Regions from separate parts of the Homo sapiens genome. Here region 1 is linked to region 2. Evidence: read pairs that join two places in POLR2A ChIA-PET (ENCODE). Cell type or tissue: IMR-90. All regions are shown on one strand. Links, peaks and the distances in the headings refer to the core of each region. The heading gives the core; the rest is flanking DNA.

Region 1 (2,500 bases), core at 1-2,500, 430 kb after region 2:
CATTCACTGTATGTTGCACATTCTTACTGGAAGTCTGTGATTGCTGTACATTGTGGTAATATTTAGGTCTGCAAGAACACAAAGTGTATTCCAAGGTTATGGGGGGTATATCCTAATTTTAGCCAAACTCATAAGCAATACTAGAGGCCATGAGGATAAAGACATGAAGGTTTTAATCATCTCTGTCTCCAGAAATCCTCAAAGCACAAATTGTTGTTGGTTTGTTTGTTTGTTTGTTTGTTTGTTTGTTTGGTCGAAGAGTCTCATTTTGCTGCCCACACTGGTCTCAAACTCCTGGCTTCAAGGGATCGTTCCACCTCAGCCTCCCAAAGAGCTGGGATTACAGGCATGAGCCACTGTGCCTGGCCAGTACACATCCTTAGCATTGATAACATTCCCAATAGCCTGGGTGCAGTGGCTCACACCTGTAATCCCAGCACTTTGGGAGTTCAAGATGGGTGAGCTCAGGAGTTCAAGACCAGCGTGGCCAACATGGTGAAATCCCATCTCTACTAAAAATACAAAAATTAGCTGGGCATGGTGGTGCACGCCTGTAATCCCAGCTACTCAGGAGGCTGAGGCAGGAGAATCACTTGAACCTGGGAGGCAGAGGTTGCAGTGAGTTGAGATTGTGCCGTTGCACTCCAGCCTGAGTGACAGAGTGAGACTCGGTCTCAAAAAAAAAAAAAAACCCCAATAAATAATGGCTATCCAGTAAGAGATGGGCAAATATTTGGTTGTATAGGATATATTGCTAACTGTAATAAAATTAATGTAAAAATCACATCTCATTATGAGTAAGCAAAATTCTAGCTTATGCCAAGGAAATTTTTGAAATAGTTATTTTATCAATTAGTAAAATTTATATATAAAGGTAGCTAATATTATGAGAGGAAAACTAGGAAGATGCCGAAGTGAAGAAGGGAATAGAAAAGAGGTAGGCACTTCATACATGTTATTTCTTGTTATGCCTATGACAGTCCTGTGGGAGCTATAGCTGCCCTGACTTTGCAGAAGAGAGAACTGACACTCGGCCGGGGGAAATAATTTGTCCCAAGGTCACATCCCTAACAACAGTACAGCTCGGTTTCCAACCCAGGTTTGCTATTCCAAAGTCCTGGTCCTCTCATTACTCTATGCAAATTACCACAGAAAGAATTTTAACAGAAGAAGAGCATGTAATAGGCTTGGTTTATTTTTGCTGATGAAAATGCTACAAGCTGCCATGACAGTGAGTCACTGGATTTGACTTACTTCAAGGAGGAATCCCCAACACCAATGCAGCCTCGCAAGCTGAGCTTCCTCAGGAATCCACCGCATCGCTTCGAGATATTTTCCACCACTCGACCCTTTAATCAAGAAAGTTCGGGAGGAAAAAATACTGTTTTTTCATGCTGCTTATCTAACAGCAAAATAACCTGAAATCTAGGAACTGAATATATTTTTCCAAGTGTAACAGAAAATATTTTGGAACATTCCTGTAACACCTCAGTTCTATCCTTAATGCATACAGGGGCTGCAAGCACTGAAAAATGGTCCAATTAAAGCATTAAGTATTCTAAAACCAACCAACAAACAAAAACAAACACAAATGCAAAAACCAAAACCTGTACACTGCCTTTTGAAAGCCTTAGCCCTGGGGTTAGGCCCTCCCTACCCAGGTCACAGCTATTCCACCAACCAAAAGGCTTTTTGAGGTTAGCTGTGGGAATACCAGCCACTGAGCAGAGATCTAAGACAATGCTGCTTTAAAAAGAAAATCCTACTTGAGCTAAGCATTACCACTTCAAAAGTATAACAATATATTGCAAAAGCTCCCCCTCATCCTCCTTAGCTGTCCTCTGCTTAAACACATTTGCTTTGAAAAAGGAACTTTTGTTGAGTACTGGCAGAGATATTAGAGGAAGCAAAAAGAAAATGAACAATGAACAATGATTAAGCACCTCCACTTTTTAAAAAATGTTTTCTATTTCAAATCACTTTTTTTCTTTAGAGACAGGGTTGGTGTTGGGGGGTCTCGCTTTGGTGCCCAGATTGGAGTATAGTGATGTGGTCATAGCTCACTGCAGCCTCAAATTCCTGGGCTCAAGTGATCCTCCTGCCTCAGCCTATGGAGTAGCTAGGACTACAGGAACATGCCATGGCACCTGGTTTACTTCCACTTTTTGAGGAACAATTTCTTGTACCTATTATGGCTCATTTAATAGTCAAAAAACTTCATGAACACTCCCAAAATGGAGGTAAGAAAGAGTATGTGTGGAATACAGAAGATCCCTTAGGGCATCCTGTAGTACTACCATGCCCTGTGATTTATGTCAGTAGCAAACTACAACAACCCAATCCAAGCACGACTATTAATGACCAGACCTTCAGGAATAAAGGTCTGAGTCATTCCACCAGGTAAAGAACCATCACCAGCTGAGGTGCTTGCTGAAGGCAAAGGAATACAGAAATGCATTGTGGAAGAAGGTAGTTATAAATACTAACTACAACCTCTACC
Region 2 (16,296 bases), core at 224-2,723:
CTCCTGGACTCCAGGGATTCTCCTGCCTCAACTTCACAATTCATTTTTAAAATTTCAGCCACAGCATAGAGTTTTGCAATAAACACTCACCTACCCACCACCTAGATTCTAACATTAACATTTTACTATGCATGCTTTATCTCACATTTGTCCATCTAATCTTCCCTCTATCCACCCATAAATCTACCTTGCTTTTTGGATCCATTTCATAGTAAGTTGCAGTCATCAGAAAGGAAAAGTAAAATAAGTAAATTTATTGGTAAATAGGCAATTGATGGGAGTCAAAAGATATTTAAATGATATCAATGAATGTCACTTAAAGTTAAAAAATCGAATAGCAGAAGGAGGTAAAGAAAAAAGGAAGTAAAGAAAAAGACTTTTAAAATGACTCACAAAAGAAAACCCAATGTGATAGATTATAAAATTGGCCACAAACTCTTCCTCTCCCTTTATCATGATTTTGCAGTGTGACATTGCAGATCTTCCCACCAGGAAGTGGAGTCTTTTTCTGCACCCTTTAAGTCTAGGTCGTTGATGTGAGCTGCTTTGGCCAATGGGGCATTAGCAGTTGTGATGCAAGCAGACACTTCAGTCATCAGGGTTTGTCCTCTCTTACTGCACTTGCAACCCCGTGACCTCCATGTGTACCGTCTTGCCTGCTGGATTATGAGAGACGTGGTTGAGTCACTCTCCTAGCCCTAACCAACAGTCTGCTAATTGTCAGACATATGAACAAGGCTATCTTAGATCATCCAACAACCAGGCAACACCCTAGATGACCTCAGACACAGAAGCAAGCACCTGAGAGATCAACTGAGCCAATCTAGACCAGAACTGTTAAGCCAACCTACAGAATTATGAGCTAAATAAATGGCTGGTTTTTAAGTTTTGGCATGGTTTGTTATGCAACAGAAGCTAACTGATACACTATCATTATGGTACATGCAAGCAACATACCTAAAACAAAATGATTCAGAAAGGCTAAATAGAAAGGAATAGACAGACATACTAGGTGCTGTGGACTGAATGTGTACCCCCAACAGTCACTTCTTGAAATTCAGTTCCAAATGCGATGGTATTTGGAGGTGGGACCTTTGGAAGGTAATTAGATTGTGAGCACAGAGCCCTCATGAATAGGATTAGTGCCCTTCTAAGAAGAGACGCAACAGCACTTGCTTCCTCTCTCACTCTGCTATGTGAGGATACAGTAAAAAGGTGTCTATATGCAAAGCAGTAAGAGGGCACTCACCAAAACCCAATCATGCTGGTACCCTGCTCTTAGACTTCACATCCTCCATAACCGTAAGAAATAAATGTTGTTGAAGCCACCCAATCTATAACAGCTTGAACTAACTAAAACACCAGACAAATGGAAACAATAGGAGTGCAGGGTCGTTCTTTTGATATCAGACAATTCAGACCAAAAAGGCTTAAATGTAATTAAGGACATTTCATAATGCTAAAGGCTAAAATTATCCAGAAAAAAAAATGTAGCTAAAAGCCACAATAAAGATAAGAGTTTGAAATATCAAACTTTTGTATCAGCTAACCCAAAATATCTGTGTACCAAGTAACACAGCAACCACCATCATAAAAAAGAAACTATGGGATTACATTTCCAAGTAATAATTTCTTATCTTTGGCCAACTCTGTGAGTAGCTAAGGGAATTTTAAAAAGTGTTACTCAGGGATGATCCAAAGAAGATACATTTGGAAGCAAGATAGGTGGATTAAGTCTGTGCTGAATAATAATTTGTCATACCTCATTATAAGAGATGTGGCCATGGCCAGGCGTGGTGGCTCACACCTGTAATCCCAACACTTTGGGAGGCCGAGGAGGGCAGATCTCTTGAAGTCAGGAGTTTGAAACCAGCCTGGCCAACATGGTGAAAACCCAATTCTAATAAAAATACAAAAAAATTAGCCGGGCGTGATGGCAGGCGCCTGTAATCCCAGCTACCGAGGAGGCTGGGGCAGGAGAATCACTTGAACCCGGGAGGCAGAGGTTGCAGTGAGCTGAGATTGTGCACTACTGCCTGGGTGACAAAGCGAGACTCCGTCTCATAAAAAAGAGAGAAAGAGAGAGATGGCCTTGTAAAATTACAGGACAGAAGGACAGATGGGAAAATATGTATCTTCTACCTTGTGGTTAGGCTGTACTCTATGAAAATTAATATTTGTCCTTGGGAGATGGTGATTCAGCAGTCCCCTGCAGCACAGTCAGGAGAGCAAAGAAGTTCATTGATGACTCACAAGAGAAGTGAGTTCCTTCACCTGTCCTTTACTTTTTGGTGAAACCTGGATAAAGTTCCCCACGTTCTCCACCCTAACTTGGAATATAAGAGAACTCCTCTACTCTCACCCAGCACAGTCTCCCCCAGAGTATTATTCTAGCTTACTTGTTATTAAATGGGTAATTTTGCTCTCCAGTGGTCATTTTTGGTTGTCACAACTTGGTGGGAGAGGATGCTACTAGCCTCTAGTGGATAGAAGCTAGAGATGCTTCTAAACATTCTACAATGCACAGGACAGTCTCTCATAGCAAAAATATTATCCAGCCCTAAATGTCACTAGTACTAAGGGTAAAATTCGCTTGAAAAGCATATTACTCAGAACAGGCTCCAAATTTTGAGAAATATACCGCTAGGGGTATAGTCTGATCTATTTGGAAGGGGTGGGTTGTTCAGAGAATGAATAAAGTCTTGCTTTGAAAGGTGAGAAGAAGGAAGCATTGTTGCAGAGATATTGGCTCCTAAGAATAGGGGAGAAAAATAAGGAAGTGGAGTACATCAATGAGGGGTGAACTTCCAGAGGAATTTTCCATTAAACTAAAGAGAAATTTACTGCCATTTTCTTTATTGACCCCACCCTCATTAAAGGCAGAATGAAGGAACAAGACAGCAAAGAATGTGACTGGCCCCATGGAAAGGAAGTTGTATCCTATCCTGGGGACTCTGTCCAGATGTTCCAGGTGGTGACAAACAGCAACATAATATAGTGGTTTATGCAGACTTCTTCACACATGTGAGGAGCAAGCTTGGAAGTTCAAAGGGTTTGATGTAAGTTGCTCTGTCTGGTAGGCATTGTGGTTCTTCTACCTCCAATATACTTTCACCCATTCACCCCTCTCTGAAGTTAGTATCCTCCTGATCTCACCCTGGGTGTCCTCGCCTCTCCCTCTTTGTTCTTTGTCTTAAGCCTTAAGGGATAAGAATGTGGCTCAGGCCTTAGATCATTATCATAATCCCGTCCTCAAGCCCCAGTAGTACAGAAAAAAAAAAAATGACCCAATTCTGACTATAGAGATGTAAAAAGAGGTTTGCCAGAGATAACAGAGAAGGAAGCTTCTTAGCTCTTTTGAGGGAATTTCTGAAAGTTACCCCACTCTCTAGATGTGGCTGAAAAAAAGTATCTCTGTGTATTAGGGTTCTTGCACACAATAGAAATGAACTGTGGATAATTTAAGCAGAAAGCAAATTTATTAAAGGATATCAATGAGTTCATAGACTCTCTGGAAGACCAGAGAATCCGGCTTCAGGGCCACACAACAATTTATCCTATTGTAGAACTGCTCCAAAGAAAACACCACCATTGCTCCCAATGAGCACAAATACCCCACTGGCAAGGGTGCTGGTCCCTAGGGACTTTCACCTGAACTTCTGCAACTGCTGCTTCTGGAGCTAGTACTGCCACTCTTGCCAGGAGGGTTTCTGCATGGTGATTGCATCTTCATGTCACCAGATTTCACAGAGCTGCAAGGGAGACTGGGAAACAATTTCTGATTTTCACATTGAGAAAATAAGGACTTATAAGATGGAGAACTCTCCATAGGAAAGGTTTTCAAGGGTGCCTTGTGGCCATAAAGAAAACATATGTCCACTATACCTTGGGAGTTGTTGTCAGCCATCTTATAACTTTGATAGGGAATTAGTTTGATGTCCCAGAAGCCAGAAAACGGAGTTAGAAAGAAACTAGGTGGACGATGATATCTCTGAGATGCTGAGTCAAACCCCAGGTGAAGTCCACTCTATTTCTGGGATCTCGGTCCATTGCCTAATAAATCCCCTCCATTGTTCAAACATGTTTGAATTGGGTTTTTTCATCGTTGTTCTTTACAAATGACTGCATCCTAATTGATACATTAAACAAACAAAAAATCATTAGAAAACACTCCTAAATTCCTTTTTTTTTTTTTTTTTTTTTTTTGAGACAGAGTCTTGCTCTGTTGCCCAGGCTGGAGTGCAATCAATGGTGCGATCTCAGCTCACTGCAACCTCCGCCTCCTGGGTTCAAGCGATTCTCCTGCCTCAGCCTCCCGGGTAGCTGGGATTACAGGCGCCCACGACCATGCCCGGCTAATTTTTGTATTCTTAGTAGAGATGGGGTTTCACCATGTTGGTCAGGCTGGTCTTGAACTGCTGACCTCATGATCCACCCACTTCAGCCTCCCAAAATGCTGGGATTACAGGCATGAGCCACCGTGCCCAGCAACACTCCTAAATTCTTAATGATGGCATTACTGGATTATAGAATATGTGCATTTTAAATTTGGGTATATGTTATCATAGATTATCTTCCAATTTTTTGCACGATTTTTTATTTCCAGTAACAGTTTTTGATAGTTTTCTTATACCCTCACTGACACTAAATTCTGTCCTACTTTTTAATATTTATTAACCTGTTAGATGAAAAGTAGTGTATCATTGTACTTTTAATCTTTAATGAATGAATTGTGAGTGAAATCAAAACTCAACATTCAAATTGATTAGGTGTACACAGTACATCATGTTTTCTACGTGTTTTTGTCCTTCCATGTTAAGTTCAGGAACAGAGTCCAAAAGATCAATCCTGCTTATAACTGACTTTAAGAAAGATAGAAAACTACTCCAGTCCAAACAGCCCCCAGCCTCTGCTACCTCTGCCCCACAAGGTGTCACTGTTGAGACACAGAATATCTACTACAGCACGACCTTTCGCAGGATGGAGCTATTAAAATTTAAATGCTCTGGGCTGGGCGCGGTGGCTCGTGCCTGTAATCCCAGCACTTTGGGAGGCCAAGGCAGGTAGATCACGCGCTACTCGGAAGGTTGAGGCAGGAGAATCGCTTGACCCCGGGTGGCGGAGGTTGCAATGAGCCGAGATCACATCACTGCCCTCCAGCCTGGCTGACAGAGCGAGACTCTGTCACCAAGAAAAAAAAAATGTAAATGCTCTGACAATCTATGGTTCCAAAGTTACAAACACAAAGGGCTTTTTTCCTAGGACACATGTGTGATGCTAGAGTAAAATTTGTAGGAACTGAGCTAGAAACTTGTTGTTGCTGCCAGGATTGTTAAGTCCAGGTAAGCAGTCCAGGCTCCCCTCTCCATGGCGAATTTCTCCTGTCTTTTGCTGCTGCCACGTCAGGTCAGGGCCATTCCAGTCCAGAGGTGATATAGCAATATTAACCCTCCTAAAGGAAGTGATCAGGGGTCTCAGTAACTGCCTTCCCAGAAGCTTAGTCTTTGGGAAAATTTGCTGACTTTCTCCCAGCAGCCTTTGAACTTCATGTACCAAAGAAAATGATGAAAAGAGCTTCATTGTCAATTCCCACATGTCCAGCTACAACCTTCCCCTGTGTTTCCTTACATCTACCTAATTAAAATGATCCCTCGGTATGTCTCCCAGAACAGAGGGCTATTAGGGGATCTCCACTAACGGAGATGCTTTACTTATTCGAGGCAGTTCAGCCCAGTGGATAAGAATGTCTGGAATCCTGACTTCCAGAGTTTAAATTCTAACTACAATATTTATCAGCTGTGTCACTCACTCTAGGCCGTTCACTCAACGTCTCTAAGCCTCAGTCTTCACACCTAAAGATGATAAAGAATACTACCTACCCCAAAGGGCTATCATGGGAGTTAAATAAAATACATTAAATACCTGACAGGCTGCCCAGAACACAGTAAGTACTCAATGTTAGTTACTGTTGCTTTTTTTTTTTTTTTTTTTTTTTGTAATTTTATCACTATCATTGCTGAAAGCCTCTTTTTTTTTTTTTTTTTTTTTTTTTTTAATAGTAATGGGGTCTTGCTTTTTGCCCAGGCTGGTCTTGAGCTCCTGGACTCAAGTGATTCTCCTGCCTTAGCCTGCCAAAGTGCTGGGATTACAGGTATGAGCCACCATATCTAGCCAAAAGCCCTTCTTTGTATCTCCTCAATGTTTAGAAGTAGAAATAGTTCATCTCTAGAAAGAAAACATTCTATTAATAAATGATGGACAGAGTGCAGAGAGTTTTTTTTCTCACCAAATCTCATTTCACTTCCCCAAGTCAACCTCTTACCAATAACGGCCACTTTTTATATGATAAATTTAATATGATATCTTGCTGTTAAAAAAAAAAGTTTAAATGAAATTAACACATTTATTTGAGTAAAAGAATGATTCATGAATTGGGAAGCACCAAGACCAAAAGAGGTTATGGGCTCTGCTCTGGAAGCACCTACCTATTATAGGCTGAACACAGAAGCAAAGTGAAGAAATTACCTGAATTGCTACAGCTAAGTGTTTGCCTTATTTGGGTATAATCTGATGGGAGACACCTAGTTATATAGCCAATTCACTCAGTGGCTGTTTGTGATTGGTTAGGGCTGTATTTTTGTTTGTCTATTTAAGTCAGTTATAAGAAATACCTCTAAATTAGGCTTTGGGCTGGGCACGGTGGCTCACACCTGTAATCCCAGCACTTTGGGAGGCCGAGGCGGGCAGATCACTTGAGGTCAGAAGTTTGAGACCAGCTAGGCCAACATGGTGAAACCCTGTCTACCAAAAATATAAAAAATTAGCCCGGTGTGGTGGCACGTGCCTGTAATCCCAGCTACTCGGGAGGCTGAGGCAGAAGAATCGCTTAAACCCGGGAGCCAGAGGTTGCAATGAGCTGAGATCATGCCACTGCACTCCAGCCTGGGTGACAGAGTGAGACTCCATCTCATAAAAATACATAAATACATAAATAAACAAATAAATAAATAAATAAGGCTTCAGCTTGCTTATGTAAGGGCTCAGGGTGCAGAGACAACCTCAGGCTAGTGGCCTTCTTATTTGCTTTAAAACTGCTGAAACATCCCATTGCCATGGGAGTGACTTAAGCCAATTGTCTATTTTTGAGTATTTAGGTTGTTTCTACTCTTTTTTTCTTTTCTTTTCTTTTTTAAGAGAGACAGGGTCTCACTCCATCACCCAGGGTGGAATGCAGTGGTGCAATCATAGCTCACTGTAGCATCAAACTCCTGAGCTCAGATGATCCTCCTGCTTCAGCCTCCTGAGTAGCCAGTACTACAGGCAGACACCACCATCCCCAGCTAATTTTTAAACTCTTTGTAGAGATGGGGTCTCGCTATGTTGCCCAGGCTGGTCTTTAACTCCTGGCCTCAAACAATCCTTCTGCTTCAGTCTCCTAAAGCACTGGGGTTACAGATGTGTCACCCCACCTGACCTGTTTCCACTTTCTTGATGTTGTAAACAACATGGCCAAGATGGTAGTTAACTCTTTATGTGCATTTGTCATTCATTATTATTTTGTTGGATTATTCCAACAAAGTACTGATTATTCTAAGTACTGATTTGTTTTTTTTTTTGAAACAAGAGTCTCACTCTGTCACCCAGGGTAGAGTGCAATGGTGCAATCATAGCTCACTGTAGCCTCAAACTCCTGGGCTCAAATGATCCTCCTGCCTCAGCCTCCCAAGCAGCTAGGACTTACAGGCACATCCACCATGCCTAGCTAATTGTTTTATTTTTTGTAGAGACAGGGTCTCACTATGTTGCACAGGCTGGTCTCCAACTCCTGGGCTCAAGTGATCCTCCCACCTCAGTCCCAACGTGCTCGGATTACAGGCCTGAGCCACTGTACCTGGCCTAACATGGACATTTTTTAAAGCTTTTGATCTGGCTTACGGAATTTTGCCTCATCTAGAAGAGATGGTTGACTGCATTTCTAACAACAGTGTATGAAAGTACTGAAACCTAACCAACATTAGCTATTTTGAGTTTTTTTTTTAGTCTTCACCAATTAAAAAGATGAAAAATTGTTCCTCACAGTTTTAATTTGCATTAATTTTATTTCTAGTAAGTCTATGGATTTTTCTATATGTTTCTTGGCTGATTTTTTGTACACTTTTGTACTTTTTTCCTTTTTTTCCCTTTCAGTTCTAGACCTACAGATGTACTCTTTAAAATGGCTATTTTGAATATTTCTTTTGTAGAATTTTTCTTCTAAGAGTGCTTTCTATTATAAGAGTAATAACCCTTTATTTTTCAAGTTGCAAATATTTTCCCCAATTTTTTGCTTGTGTTTTGGTTATATTTATGGAATTTTAAAGCATCAGGTTTCTGACATGTGGAATTTTCTACTCTTATAGGCCCATACATTGTGAAATATCAGAACATTAGAGACAAAGAGATAATGTTCTAAGTGTCTGGAGAGGGAGAAAAAACAGGCCATGTACAAGGAATGATAATAAAAATGACTCTGGGCTTCTCAGCAACATTTGAAGGAAGAAGACAATGGAAGAGTGTCTTCAATGTGATGGAAAATGCCTTCCAACCTAGAAATCCTATAACCAACCAAACTGGCAATGTGAAGATTGACTATAGACACTTGTAACATCTGAACAAAATTAGGCCAGGCGTGGTGGCTCACACCTGTAAACCCAGCACTTTGGGAGGCCAAGGCGGGCAGATCACTTGAGGTCAGGAGTTCGAGACCAGCCTGGCCAACATGGTGAAACCCTGTCTTTACTAAAAATATGAAAATTAGCCAGGTGTGATAGTGGGCACTTGTAATCCCAGCTACCTGGGAGGCTGAGGCAGGAGAATTGCTTGAACCCAGGAGGCAGAGGTTGCAGTGAGCCAAGATCATGCCTCTGCACTCCAGCCTGAGCGACAGAGACTCCGTCTCAAAAAAAAAAAAAAAAAAAAAACTGAAAAAATTATCATTTATATTGATTTTCTTTGCTGCTATAAAAAATTGCTACAAACTTAGTGGCTTAAGACAACACAAATTTATTCTCTTACAGTTCTGGAGATCAGAATTCCTAAATCAAGATGTTAGCAGGACTGTTTCCCTTCCAGCGGCTCTAGAGGAGAATCTATTTCCTTACCTTCCTCGCTGCCAGAGGCTGCTTGCATTCCTTGTCTTGTGGTCCCTTCCTTCCTACATCCATATTTAAAACCAGCACATCTCTCTCTTCTGTCTATCTCTCGCTGTCTCTGTCTGTCTTTCTCTCATGCATACATACACATGCACACATATACCTCCTACTATCCTATTATATAGACCTTCATTACTACCTGTGACCACCCAAATAATCCAGGATAATCTCCCAATTTAAACATTCTTAATGTGATCACATCTTCAAAGTCTCTTTTGCCATTTAAGGCAACATATTCACAAGTTTTAGAGATTAGAATGTGGACATTTTAGGGAACCAGTATTCTGTCTACTACATCACACAATCACATTGCCTGTACTAAGATGAGAGAGTCATCTGAGAAATAAGAAAATACGGAATATAGAAAATAAGAGATTCAACACAGAAAAAGGAAAAGACTCTCCATGCTGGTGGTGAAGTTGTGATATTCAAATGACAACTGCACAGCAGTCCTGATTGGGGCAGTGTGGTATGAGAGAGAGCCATGTCAACCGCTGTCCTTACCATGTTTCTGCCATTGTAACATACTTTTAACTTGATGGATATGCTTCACCAAATAGGGAATAAATCTAAATGTAGAAAGACAGATTAAGGACCCAGAGAATCTAACTAGAACCCATAAGGCTAGATAACAAAAACAAAAACCAACAGAAATAAATGATGTCAAACAGCCCTGAAAGAATCCAGATATTGGAATTATTAAACACAAATAATAAAACAACTATATTTACTATGTTAAAGGACACAAAAATTATGCTTGAAAATTTCAACAGGAAACTGGAAACTATAACAAGCAACAGAGCATGTTTTAAAAAGAATCAGATTGGATTTGACAATGGAAAGAAACCATAAATCAAGTTTAAGATCAGTGAATGGGTTTCCAGCAGATAGCAAACTGGAAGATATATTGAAAATACAATCATAAAACACTGCGACACTGCTGGGAATTATATTCGCATATATGTAATAATGTAAACATTGATTATTGATTTGACCAACTATTGTAATATAACTATATTGAGAATATTAAGGATAGCAGAAGACAGAATGACATTGTAAGACAGATAAATTCTCATCTACTACAATATGAAGCTGATAGATAATAGCTAAAGATAGTATATGCCTATTATTTACAAATTAGGTAGAGGTGTAAATGCCAGAGAGAGCTAAAAGCATAAAAAAATAGTTGTCTCTAGGAAGGAGGGAAGAAAGTAGAGAGGGATGGGGAAGGGAAATGCTGCATTTTATCATAACCTTTTTGGTACTACTTAATCTTTTTAAATATGTATGTATTATTTTAACAAAATAAAATTAAAATTGAAAAATAAAGATTAAAAAAGCTGTAGGACTGGATGAGATCATAAGGTAGACAGCTAAAAAAAAAAAAGCACCAATATATAAGCCTAGGTCCTTCCAATATTTAGAGGTCAGGTAAACGAAGAGGAACCAGCAAAGGAGACAGAGCAGCTGGAACCATAGGAGGAGAACCATAAAAGAATGGTGTCCTGGAGTCCAAAGTATAGAAAATATTTCAAAAAAGAGAGAATGATCAATCACGCAAAGTGCTGTTAGGAAGAATGAAATTTGATTATTAAATTTGCTATCATTAAGGTCAACCTTCAGGAGCAATTTTGGTGGAATGAAAGCCTAATCTAAGTGGGCCCAAGAGAGTATGAGGGTGGAAAGTAAAGATGGCAGGAATAGAAACTCTATGGTAAGGAAAGGAGAATAGAAACCAGTGGGTCAAAAGAGGGTTTTGTCTATGTAAGTGTGAGCCTGTGTGTATGGTTTCAATTTTTGTTTGTTTGTTTGTTTGTTTTGTTTTTTTTGAGACGGAGTCTTGCTCTGTCGCCAGGCTGGAGTGCAGTGGCGCAATCTCAGCTCACTGCAACCTCCGCCTCCCAGGTTCAAGCGATTCCCCTGGCTCAGCCTCCCAAGTAGCTGGGATTACAGGCACATGCCACCACACCCAGCTAAGTTTTTGTATCTTAATAGAGACGGGGTTTCACCATGTTGGCCAAGATGGTCTCGATCTCCTGACCTTGTGATCCAACTGCCTCAGCCTCCCAAAGTGCTGGGATTACAGGTGTGAGCCACCGCGCCTGGCTGGTTTCAAATTTTTAAAAAAATTTTTGGCCAGGCATGGTGGCTCACACCTTTAATCCTAAGACTTTGGGAGGCCAAGGAGGGCGGATCACTTGAGTCCAGGAGTTCTAGACCAGCCTAGACAACATAGTGAGACCTTGTCTTTCCAAAATAATACAAAAATCAGCCAGGTTTGGTGGAATGTGCCTGTAATTCCAGCTCCTCAGGAGGCTGAGGTGGGAGGACTGCCTGACCCTGGAGAGGCAGAGACTGCAGTGAGCTGAGATTGCGCCACTGCGCTCTAGCCGTTTTTTTTTGGTTTGTTTTTGTTTTTCGTTTTTTGTTTTTTGTTTTTTGAGACAGGATCTCTCTCTGTTGCCCAGGCTGAAGTGTAGTGGTGCGATCTTGGCACACTGCAGCCTCCACCTCCCCAGGTTCAGGCGATCCTCCCACCTCAGCCTCCCCAGTAGATGGGTCTACAGGCATGTGTCACCATGCCTAGCTAATTTTGGTAGAGACAGGATTTCACCATGTTGCCCAGGCTGGTCGAATAAAAATATTTGAATGTTGATGAGCATGAACTATTACATTATGGGTCAGAAACATGATTAATATGTATATATTCCTAAAATCTACTGTGTCAGATAGCATCTATCAGCTTCAGTAGCGATAAAGAATAATTGCTAAACAGGTATTATTAAAACCTTAAAGAGACAGCTATCTTACTTATGGCACACAGCAGGCACTCAGTAAACATTTCTTGAATGAATAAATGTTATGCTGGCATTGTATCTGCTTTGCCAATCTAAACTGTATAACTAGTTAACCAAAATTTAAACTGGACTATAAAGCTTCTAAATATCTTAAAAGGTATATATTGCTGCTTATGTTAAAAAGAGCCCCCAAAACATGAACTAAACCAGGAAGGGATATTTGACATAAAACTGGTTTAAGCCATCATTCATGTTGTTTCTAAGAAGTACACTGCCAGATTCATTGAAGAAGAATTGAATTAGGTGATGGCAAGCCAGTTGCAATAATGAATGAAATTTACAGAAAACCTGAGGCAGAGATGTGGTTCAAATGAACCATTTCAACCTGGCCCCAGGTAAGCTCATGAAACTGGCTTGGTCTATCTGTGTGGCCCCTAGATCCCCCCTCACTCCTTCAACCTTTTTTCTAGGCTAACAATCCCTTCCTGTTTTCTCCACTCTCCCCGTAACTTTTCCAAATTATAAAGAACATATGTAGTATGTTGAAATTATCACTAAAGATACTCCTAATTCGTGTATCAAAATAGCCTCAGGGCACATTCCCCAGAAACAGCATACCACCCCTGAGTTTAAATATGTTCTGGTATTTTCTCTGGAGGAAACGGCCATGATTTCTGGCCTTTATTTTCTACTTTTATCCCAAGAGTGTGCTTGCTGAAAGCCCACTTTCCTCCTCAAGTTTTGTACAGGTAGTTAGACAGGACTTGACATGGATCTTGTAGGGAGGCAGTGCAAGGAAGTAAGCTCTTTAACATGTTCAGTAATCACACAACAGCCTTGAATTCAGGGATTATTTGGTATGTAAACACAGCTCCTAAATAACATTCGCCTAGAAAAGAAGATAATCTAATGCGAAATGAATTTCTTTGGCAACTTATTTAGAATCTCCTGTTCCTGCATGATTAGACCTACCCATGATTCTCATTCTGACCAATATTTTACTGCTTCACTGCTAGAGGATAAAAGAATGTCACATTTTTAATTCAGTACATTATATCCAGTATATATCCAGTATATAACTGCTGAGAGGGATTAATGAAGACTTAATAAATCACTGTGTTACAGCATAATACAAGATAGCCCTTTAATATTGTGTATCTGGATCTGACATCTAGAACTGCTGCAGCCATCTTACATCCATGAAGAGAAGAATAAAATAAATTTTTGCTGAACTTTGAGTATGTGCATTCAGATTTGCACACTGTATAACCCAGAGCTCCAGAAGATGGAACCAAAGTAACCACTTTTCAGAAAGCTCATCAGAGTCAGTAGGAAAGCTGCCTGATGATAAATTTGTGCCTCTACTATCTGGATTCAACAAACTGACTTGGGGCATAACAGTCAGCTGTGCCAAACTCTACTGTAACCAACCAACTTTGAGCTGACAATCCAAGGGGTTGTTTAAACCAAGCAATCATTTTTCCTTGTGAAAATGTGTGATTTCTGCTTTTAGAGGTCCCATCCTTGCCTTTGGTTGGAGACACAGGCTTCAGAAATCTGTGCTTCCTTTTATATACCTATAAACGCGTAAATACTCAAGACTTTACACTAAAATTGTATTCAAATTATATCTTTTCAGCTAAAAACTTACTCTGCCCCAGAATTTCTATTTTTCTTTTGTTTGGAACTCAAAACTGATATACCAACGATGGCAAAGCAGAAAGAACCTGGTTCCCTGATGATATCCTTGTTACTAACTAAGAGCGCTCCTACCTCTGGACTTGTTGTTATGTGATATAATAAATTTCTTTTTTGGTTTGGGCCACATTCAGTTGGGTTTTCTCTTATTTGTACCAAAAGTAAAAGAACTGATATACCTTATTTTATTGCTCCATCAAAAAGAGTGTCTCCCACCGCATCACACACTGCTCCTTTATCCTTCTTTATTTCTCTTTATATGATTTAATCACTACCTGAAACTACATTATATATATATTTTTTTGTTTGTTTGTTTGCTTATTTGTTTACTTGTTCATTGTCTATATTGCCCACTAAAATATAAGCTATATAAGGGATGGAGAATCTGCTCCCAAGCTCTCTCATGTGGTTGTTGTTAGCCCTCAGTTCCTAACTGGCTGTTGGCTAGAGGCCCTGTTTCTCACCATGCAGGCCTCTGCATGGGGCTGCTGGACATGTAAGCTGGCTTCCTCAAGTACTAGTGATCCAGGAAAGAGAGAGAGAGAGGGCACCCCAGACAGAAGCCACAGCCTAATCTCAGAAATGACGTACTTATAAAGCTTTGCATTCAGACTCCAGGGTTTGAGTCCTGAGCCCTGCGGGTCACTGAATACTGTTTGCCTCAGTTTATACATACATAAAATGGGAATAATAATATATACTTTTTGTCAAGGACTAAAATAGCTAATATATATTAAAAGCTTTGAATGTTATGATATTTACAGGTGAATTATAGGACATCTGATATTTGCTTTAAATACTCCAGAAAAAGAATGAGCGGGGGGAATGATAGTGATAGATAAATAGGTATAGCAAAATGTTCAAACGTTGATAAATAGTTGAAAGTGGATAATGCACATATGGAAGCTCTTTTTGCTTTTTTCTTCATTTCTTAAGTGTGAAATTCTCCATAATAAAAAGTTACATAATGCTGGACGTGGTAGCTTATGCCTGTAATCCCAGCATTTTGGGAAGCTGAGGCGGGAAGATGACTCGAGGTCAGGAGTTCGAGACCAGCCAGGCCAACATGGTGAAACCCCCTCTCTACTAAAAATACAAAAAAATTCACCCAGCATGGTGGCACATGCCTGTAATCCCAGCTACTCGAGAGGCTAAGGCGGCAGAATCGCTGGAACCCGGGAAGTGGAGGTTGCAGTGAGCTAAGCTCATGCCGCTGCACTCACCTGAGTGACAGAGCGAGACTCCATCTCAAAAAAAAAAAGTTACATAATTGTTTACATAAAGTGTTTATAATAGTACCTGGAACATTAAATAACTCAATAAATATTAGTTATTACTTGTTTTTTCTTTTGAGACAGAGTCGCACTTTGGCCGGAGTGCAGTGGCGTGATCTTGGCTCACTGCAACCTCCGCCTCCTGGGTTCCAGCGATTCTCCTGCCTCAGCCTCCTGAATAGCTGGGATTACAGGCATGCGCCACCATGCCCAACTAATTTTTTGTATTTTTAGTAGAGATGGGTTTCGCCATTTTGGCCAGGCTGGTCTCAAACTCCTGGCCTCAAGTGATCCGCCCACCTCAGCCTCCCAAAGTGCTAGGATTAGACATGTGAGCCACTGCACCCGGCCAGTTATTACTTTTAAAATGCTGGTTAAACAGATTTTTCTTTATTCAAATGCTATAATTTCTTGCCTACTGGGTCTTCATACAAGCATAATTCTTAAATAAGTTAACTTAGGTCTTTACATTACTCATTTAAAAATTATCAGTGCAGGCCAGGCACGATGACTTACGCCTGTAATCCCAGCACTTTGGGAGGCCGAGGCAGGTGGATCGCGAGGTCAGGAGATCGAGACCATCCTGGCTAACACGGTGAGATCCCGTCTCTACTAAAAAAATACAAAAAATAGCTGAGCGTGGTGGCATGCGCCTGTAGTCCCAGCTACTGGGGAGGCTGAGGCGGGAGAATCGCTTGAACCCGGGAGGCGGAGGTTGCAGTGAGCTGAGATTGCACCACTGCACTCCAGCCTGGGCAACAGAGCGAGACTCCGTCTCAAAAAAAAAAAATCATCAATGCCTTCAGCTATAATCATCTTTCTACCAGTGCCCAAGTAATCTTTGCAACTGCAAAAATGCAGATAAAATTTCCTATCTCTTATATATCATATATCCTATGAACCACAAGAGGGAGCCTATGTTCAGAAACACACAAAAAGTAATTAAACTTTTCATGAAAATTTGTAGGAATTTCAGTTAACCCCTCAACAACACAGAGTTAGAGGCGCTTATTCCTGCACAGTGGAAAATCTGCCTATAACTTTTGACTCCCTAAACTTTTAATGACTAATAGCTTACTATTGACTTACTGATAACATAAATGGTTGATTAAAACATATTTCATATAACATGTATTATATACAGTATATAACACATATACTGTATTCTTACAATAAAGTAAGTTAGAGAAAAGAAAATGTTAGTAAAATTATAAGGAAGAGAAAATATATTTACTATTGATTAACTGGAAGTGGATCATCATAAAGGTCTTTATTCTCCTCATCTTCCACTTTGAGTAGCTGAGAAAGAGGAGAAAGAAGAAGGATTGGTCTTGC

Evidence for each region. ChIA-PET counts read pairs that join two places held together with the same protein. Peaks named below come from ENCODE experiments on the same cell type or tissue, not always from the same donor. Only the 100,000 strongest peaks of a DNase experiment are listed, where the experiment ranks them.
Region 1: POLR2A ChIA-PET joins it to region 2 with 6 read pairs; 2 of 35 experiments call an interaction of 5 or more read pairs at or near these places.

What each region holds. Positions count from the first base shown.
Region 1 is chr3:33,363,474-33,365,973 of GRCh38, reverse strand. It overlaps FBXL2 (F-box and leucine rich repeat protein 2), which reads right to left. Exons shown (of 15, transcript NM_012157.5): 5 at 1,255-1,349. Among named protein-coding and RNA genes, the nearest start is that of UBP1, 76 kb to the left of the region's middle. In IMR-90, for the core only: no CTCF peak of the experiment used is centred there; a DNase peak (open chromatin) is centred at 1,253.
Region 2 is chr3:33,776,234-33,792,529 of GRCh38, reverse strand. No RefSeq gene overlaps it. Among named protein-coding and RNA genes, the nearest start is that of PDCD6IP-DT, 14 kb to the left of the region's middle. RefSeq lists an enhancer at 2,384-3,281 and a silencer at 5,010-5,069. In IMR-90, for the core only: no CTCF peak of the experiment used is centred there; no DNase peak of the experiment used is centred there.